2 separate regions of the Homo sapiens genome follow, and region 2 is linked to region 1. Evidence: read pairs that join two places in POLR2A ChIA-PET (ENCODE). Cell type or tissue: GM12878. All regions are shown on one strand.

What was found. Peaks named below come from ENCODE experiments on the same cell type or tissue, not always from the same donor. Only the 100,000 strongest peaks of a DNase experiment are listed, where the experiment ranks them.
Region 2: POLR2A ChIA-PET joins it to region 1 with 8 read pairs; 11 of 35 experiments call an interaction of 5 or more read pairs at or near these places.

Annotation. Positions count from the first base shown.
Region 1 is chr7:43,587,460-43,591,459 of GRCh38, reverse strand. The region is part of intron 1 of STK17A (serine/threonine kinase 17a); the gene reads right to left. Among named protein-coding and RNA genes, the nearest start is that of STK17A, 6.4 kb to the right of the region's middle. In GM12878, no CTCF peak of the experiment used is centred here; a DNase peak (open chromatin) is centred at 359; H3K4me3 peaks cover 3,348 bases; H3K27ac peaks cover 4,000 bases.
Region 2 is chr7:43,782,656-43,786,655 of GRCh38, reverse strand. All of the region lies in intron 2 of BLVRA (biliverdin reductase A), which reads right to left. Among named protein-coding and RNA genes, the nearest start is that of BLVRA, 26 kb to the right of the region's middle. RefSeq lists an enhancer at 2,148-2,297. In GM12878, no CTCF peak of the experiment used is centred here; DNase peaks (open chromatin) are centred at 1,725 and 2,285; H3K4me3 peaks cover 1,315 bases; H3K27ac peaks cover 1,644 bases.

The DNA of each region.
Region 1 (4,000 bases):
GCTTTGTGGACCAGAGGGTCTCTGCAGCAATGACTCAAGTCCACTGTTGCAGAACAAAAGCAGCCATACAAGAAAGGTAAATGAATGGGTATGTTTGGCTTCCAATGAACCTTTTACACTGAAATTTAATTTCATAAGCTTTTCATGTTATTAAATATTACTCTTATTCTAATTTTTTTAACTATTAAAAAATGTAAAACATAAAAAATGTAAAAACAGCTTGCAAGGCTTTCAAAAATAGGTGGCTGGCTGTAGTTTGCTGACCCCTGCTCTATCCTATGCTGAATAAAACTCTTCCATCATTCTAATACCACATACCACTGAAACTGACATTATGACAGCAGGTCGCAATGATTTGAGGAAGCATGCATGCCTTCATCTCTAAATGACTGGTGCAATGGGAGGGGGACCCTTCAAACCACTCAAGGAGGAGTCAGAGAAGATAATAACGGATTTCTTGGAGCTGTTCTACACAGCCACATTGTATAAAGAAAACAGGAGATTCAGCATTCAAGCTGCAAAGTCCCAGTGTATATGCTCAGAATTACATTGACAGAGTTCCCTAAATTCCATACCTCAAAAGGGCTCCAACATGCATATTTTACCATGACTTTATGGTAAAAATTGTGACTGTACCTCAACCTTTAACTTTAGGTTATTGAGTCCTCTACAAAACATTTTAAAAATGATGTTTCCCTGACATTATGGGCCATGGTTATATACAGCTCTCTTGGGGCTGATGAGGTCCAAAGGGCATAAGATGTTTGTTGCACATCTACTTTTTTTGTTGACTCAAAAGCCAAACTTCTTCCTGGAATAAACAGTTGCCATAATTTTCAGGTATATTTTTTCATTTCAAAAACATCTATATTTTGCTAATAGGTACAAAACTGAGAACTTAGGTTTTCATTAAATATTTTGGGATGAATATCAGAAATGAATACATTTCAGAACTACTCACTGAAAACATATTCCAGAGAGGTGGGAAAGGTAAGATACATAAACAATTATAACAAGAGGAGGTGACATTTGATTGAGACCCACCAGTCCGAGCTCCCTAAGTCCTTTGCATTATCAGTGCCTAAAAACACTGCTTAGGGAGACAGGGTGAGTATCTTTAGGTAGGTATGTTTGCTAAGGAGTTTGGGCTTCATCAGGCTTAAAACTGGAACCTATTAGAATACTGAAAATAATTGTTTAGAAAAGATAATTCTGGTTGGGCACGGTGGCTCATGCCTGTAATACCAGCACTTTCGGAGGCTGAGGTAGGCGGATTGCTTGAGCCCAGGAGTTCGAGACCAGCCTGGGCAACGTGGCGAAATCTTGTCACTACAAAAAATACAAAAATTAGACAGGCGTGGTTGTGTGCACCTGTGGTCCTGGCACTTGAGATGCTGGGATGGGAGGATCAGTTGAGCCTGGGACATCTAGGCTGCCGAGATCATGCCACTGTACTCTAGCCTGGGCAACAGAATGAGACCCTGTCTCAAATAAAATAAAATAAAATAAAATAAAATAAAATTAAAATTAAAATTAAATAAAATTAAAATAAAATTATAAAATAAAATAAAACAAAACAGGTAATTCTAATAGTGTTGTGAAGAGTGGATTGCCAGTGATAACTAGAAACAGAGAGGCCAATAAAATAATTCAAAGCAGTAGGTCTGCACTCAAGTACCAGCGTAGGGACTGGGAAGAGAGAATATGTTTAAAAGACACTCAAAGTCAAGATTTATTAGCACTCCCTGGCAGGTGTGAGTTGTACGCAGAGATGAGAGGAGAAAGGAAAGGTGAAAGTCATGGATGACTTTTAGATTTTTAATATAGGTACTGTGTAAATGTGGTACCAGTTATAGTACTGTGTAATGTGGTAGGAGTTATAGTTGGACAGAAGGTTGAGCTGCCTTTTTTGGTAAAGAGAATCCCATTTATTGAAGGGATTCCAAATACAAATTCAAGTGTTGGATTATAAGCAAAGGTGAAGAGATAATAGAATATATAACATTCAGGTAAACATCAGAAAATGCACATGCTAATTTGAGCAGTACAAAGGGGAAGTAAAATAATGTCCAAGGTCCTGTTTTATTCTAGGTTAAAGTGCTTTGTTTATACCTTTATTATATTTATGTCAATCTTATATATTACAACTTGTTGTACTATGTCTCCCAGCTGGACTGTGAGTTTCAGGGACCTCACTTATTCTTCATCTTTTTATCTCCATAGTGCCCTGCACATGGCAGGTGTGCAAATATAATCAGCACACCTAGTATATATACTGCTTATTATTTTGTTAAATAAAAGTTTTATGGCAACTTAACCTCATGACATTTAATATACTGGACTACTTGCCATTCTCTCTTCACTGAATTTTTCTACTGCTCTGACTTGCTGTTTTATTGACAATGGCAACTACTACTGAAATTCCATCCATTCTTTACAGCCCAACTGAAATGTTATTTCCCCCATAAGACCTTCCAGTGGCATATCATCTTGCCTATAAAGGGGACAGTGATTGATCTGTTACATTTGGGAATAGCTTCCAGAGCCTAAGGTAGTGCTTTTATGTACTTGATACATAAGTACAGTATTTGCCTAATTACACTGGAGTGATGTCTTTTTTCTTTTTTTGAGACACAGTCCCACTCTGTCACCTAGGCTGGAGTACAGTGGCACTATCTCTGCTCACCACAACCTCCACCTCTCAAGTTCAAGGAATTCTCCCGCCTCAGCCTCCCAAGTAGCTGGGACTACAGGTGTGTGCCCAGCTAATTTTGTAATTTTAGTAGAGATGAGGTTTCACCATGTTGGCCAGGCTGCTCTCAAGCTTCTGACCTCAAGTGATCCGCCCACCTTGGCCTCCTAAAGTGCTGGGATTACAGGTGTGAGCCATGTCTTAAACGTAAAGAAGTTCCATTCAGGAAAAACCTAGAATGGATTTTGTCTTCCTTATCGCTGAAAGGACCAAGGAAAAGACCCTAGGCGTAAAAATCAGTGAGTCCATTCAAATAAGACATTAGCATGCGTGATAAGAAAAGGCAGGGCCTTACAAGTCAAACTTGGTTTTAAATTCTGGCTAACAAGTGTGTAATACTGGGCAATTTATTAATCCTTTGGAACCTGGGATTCCTCATCTGTAAAATGAGATCAATGGCACTTTACCATACAGGGCAGTGAAGACTATACAAAATTACATCTTTAAAGTGTGTAGCATTCAGCAAATGATCAATAATCAGTGGCTATTTTTATTGTTTTTGGCATTAATTTCAGATCTATGATATAACCAATGATAATAATTTAAAAAAAATATCAGAACAGGAGTTCTGGAGGTGAGCTATTAAGTCTACATAATGTGTAAATTCTCTCAAGAAATCTAGTTAACTTCTTACTTACCTGAAGAGGTGACTATAGCTACTTAGCTTTCTAATGCATTTGGTTCAATAATCATATTTTATAAAATTGTGTCATCTATGGTTTTATGAAAAGATTAAAATTCAAATTCTTACATTCATGTATTTTAAATTAAGATTTTAACATTTGAAGCATGAACTTTTCAAAATTAAACAGCTGACTGACTTAAAGTACCTGCCTAAGAGCAGAAGCCATACTTTCCAAGTAACTTTATTGTTGAACCACAAATATGGCCAATTTTCTTTTATCTATCCAAAGTATCAGATTACCCAAAACTGTTTGTAAATAAAATTCTTCAAACTAATGACTAGCTGTCAAGAAATCTTAAATAACATCTGTGTTAAAACAAAGCAATTTCTGCATGGATATTACTTAATAAAGGTCTTTATTTGTTAAAAAATGATAACTTATGACACACGCTTAAGTTCTTGTCAGATACAAAAACTGAAGCTATTACCTACAGCCATCAATCTAGGTAAGGACACACAGTCCCCAAAATACCCACCCAGAGTCCCCTTTCAGTTTGAATATTCTCTTATTCTCTGATAAAAATCCTCTCTTGTCCCTATTACCCCTGACTGCTCTGAGGAGA
Region 2 (4,000 bases), 200 kb before region 1:
TTAGATTTATTGAGATATTTTATGATACGGGATGTGGTCTACCTTGGTTAATGTTCTGGGCACACTTGAAAAGAATGTGTATTCTGCTATTGTTGGGTGGAGTGTTCTATAAGTCTGTTAGATCAAGTTGGTTGATTGTGTTGTTCAGGTCTTCGTATCCTTCCTGATTTTCTGTCTCCTTGCTCTAGCAATTATTGAGGGTAGAGAAATCTCTGAATATAATTGTATATAACTGTGTATTTCTCCTTTCAGTTCTATCAGTTTTGACCCACATATTTCAAAACTCTGTTATTAGATACATACAAGTTTAGGATGGTTATGTCCTTTTTTTTAATTGACCCCTTTATCTTTCTAAAATGACCATTTTTATTCCTGGTAATATTTTTTGCCCTATAATTTATTTTGTCTGATATTAACAATCCATTCCCAATTTCTGTTGATCAGTGTTGCATAATACATTTTTTCCCCAACCTTTCACATTTAATCTATATGTGTTTTCATAGCTATAGTTAGTTTCTTATAGGCAGCATATAGTTAGGTCTTGCTTTTTTTTACTCAGTCTAACAATCTCTGCCTTTTAGTTGAAACGTTTAGACAATTTACATTGTGATTATTGATATGGTTGGGTTTCCATTCAAATTCTATAGAAATCCTGCTATTTGTTCAATCTGTTCTTTTTCCCCTCTTTTCCTGCCTTATTTTGGATTAATTAGAATATTTATTATGATTCCATTTTATCCCATTTGTTGGCTATTAGCTATAACTCTTTTTCAGAAGTTAAGGATTTTATATTATATATTTTACTTACCACAGTCTACTTTAAAGTAATATTATGCACTATTCCACATATACTATAAAGAACCTGACAACAGTACACTTCCATTTCTTTTCTCCTAGACCTTGTACTGTTGTTATACAATTCAATATTGAAGCGAGAGATTCTCCAGAACTTGCCCAGAAGCCAAGACGTCTGGAAAGGATCTCAGCCTCTGTCAGCCTGCAGCTTGGGAAGAGTGATTCACAGAGCCTGACTGTCCACTGCTGCTAAACCATACACTGGCCTTGGCTCACACATCTGACTGAACTGTCTCCTATGACTAACTGCCTCTCTTTCTTCAGCCTTGCAAGTTTCCTGGGAGTCCTGGGAGTGGACTTCACATATAAAAGGGGACTCTGGGAGACCTAGTTCCTGGCTTCTCTTCTGGAAGTCAGGGAAGAGTATAGGAAGGAGTGGCCACAGTGCCCAACTGACAATTGACAATTTCACCAAGTAAGTCCTTTTTGGGTTACTAGTCTTGTTTTCTTTTCTTTTTTTTTTTTTTTGGTAATTTCTAATTACCAAAAAGCAGTAAGACAGCCTCTGGAGAAATCTGTACAGCCAAAACACATATTAATGATCAAATATTAATATTTGTTTCCCTTTCAATCAAGAAAAGAAGACTAGCAATCCCCTTATTAGGTTAAATATTTATGGCATTCTTAAGGTTACCGTATTACTACATTCCAGATAATAACCAGGATATGCTTCTACCAGCTTAAAAAAAAGGCACAAGGTTAAGAAACAGCTCCATTATCTATAAATAAGCCAAACTGCTTTTTAAGATTTCATTAGTTAATGATACACACAAACTTGCATACAAAACCTGGCTTGCACAGTGTGTCAGGCTAAATTATAAACTGCTTTAGGATTTGGTTTCGATATTACTGCCTTGCAAAACTGACACACAGGGACAAGATATGGGTGAAAGGCCCAGTGCAGTAGCTCATGTCTGTAAACCCAGCACTCTGGGAGGCTGAGGTGGGCGGATCACTTGAGGTCAGGAGTTTCCAGACTTGCCCGACCAACATAGTGAAACCCTGCCTCTACTAAAAATACAAAAAATTAGCCAGGTATGGTGGTGGCGGGTGCCTGTAACCCCAGCTACTTGGTAGCCTGAGGCAGGAGAATCGCTTGAACCGGGGAGGCAGGGGTTGCGGTGAGCCAAGATTGCACCACTGCACTTCAGCCTGGGCGACAGAGCAACACTCCATCTCAAAAAAAAAAAAAAAAAAAAAAAGATATGAGTGAAGACACTGGTATCTTAATAGTCAAGCTGCTCTTAGGGGAAGAACTTTATTTTTGAGAAAAATTACTTGTTAGGCCTTTTAACGTGAGCCTCTTCATTTTACATGAGGGATCTTGAAGGTGCGTTCTGAAGGGAAACTGCAAATCAGAGATGGCTAGACCACTCTGTAGTAGCAGCTAAAACTTTGGGGCTAGGAACCAGTAGGAGGCAGAGGAAAGGGGAAAGTGCACGCAGGTTAGCAAAAGGCTAAAATCTGCAGAGAAGGAAGCCAGTGAGAAACGCCCAGTGGAGGAGGGAGCAATGGACTTCCAGAAACCAGGACATCCACAGTTCCATTTTCAGTTGTCTGCTGTGCTCTGCTATCCTGAACCTTTGGGAAAATGCCACTACAAATAGCCCTATAGAGGTGGTATTTAAGGAACAAAGAACAGGAGCAGTTTTGAGACAGCAGAAAAGGACACATAAGCACAGCAAAGTGACTAAAAAACTCACTTAGGTCCAAATCACAGTCACAGAGTGAGCTTGCGCCCCCACCCTTGGACTCAGAGAAGCTGGTGTTTGGCACTCCAGATGCAAAAATGGAGTTCATAGTTAGGAATGTGCTCTGCCAACTTAGAAAAAAAATTTTTTTTGAGATAAAGAGGGTAGAAGAAAATGTAAAATCACTGTAGAAAAACTTCAAGGTGAGGCATGAGGGCAGGTGCTGAAAAGGTGGAAGGAGAGTCCAGGCAGTTGGACAGAACAAACTAGTCGTTTTCATCCACTATTTGCAAGAATTAAAAAAAAGTTTGATAACACATTGGTTGGCCTGGGGAAACAGGTATGTTCATATGTTGCAGGAGGGAGAGAAGAACCTGCTTTATGGAGAGCAACTTGGAAATATTTATTACAAATTAAAATGCAAATGCCCTTTGTTCTGGTAAATCCAACTGTAAGATAATGTGTCCTATAGAGCTACACAAGTCAAGTGACTTAGGCTTACTGCAGCCTTGCTTATAACAAGCAAAAGATGGAAATAATCTATATGTCATTAATAACAGGCTGGCTATGAAAGTTATGATAGACTCGTGATATAGAGTATTACATGGCAATATAAAAATAAAAGAACGAGGAAGCCCTTTATATATTGAAAGGGACTGGTCTCCAAGATAGATGATCGGGTGAAAGAAGCAAACGACAGCCTAGTGTGCACTGTGTGCTACAGTCTGTGTAGTAACAGGAGGGGTGGTAGCCAAAGGAAAAAGATACTGTCTATGTTTAGAATCTCTTTGAAAGGACAGCCCAGAAACCTGTAACACTGAAACTGGCGACATGCTCTTGCTGGGAGCAAGAAAAACAGAGTGGCTGGGAAACAGGGATAGGAGGGAAGAAGGCTTCTCATAGAAAATATTTTTTTTTCTTTTTTTCCTCTTTAAAGTTTAGAATCACACAAATGTATTCACTATCTAAAATATAAACCACCACTGAAAACAGACATAAATATCAGAGGGCTGCTCTAGGAAGGTGAGAATTCTGCAGTGTATAGCGCCTTGGCTCACTCCCGCTTCCCTTCCTGGAGCTCCCTCTACAGTGCTCAGAGTCCTCTGCTGCCCCTGCCCCTGCCCTGTCCAATGACCCCAAGTGCCCCAGACTCCTCTCACCCCTCCTGGCCCTGCTGCAATTGGTTTTCACTCCCATACCTCCCTGCTTCACCGTGGGTCATCCAAGACCTTCTCATCACATTCAAGGGCTTCTTCTCAGCCACATCCTCCTGGACTTCAGACATGAGTGACCCTTACCTGGACCTTCTTCAAACTCACTCCTTCCTTTCTTCTCTTACCTCATGCTACCGAGGTTTTCTTTTCACATTTCACTTTCTTTCTTCATTTTACCCAAGATGTGCATATTTCCCAAAGCTCAGTCTTCATCCCTCTATTTTTCTCTCTCTCCCATGT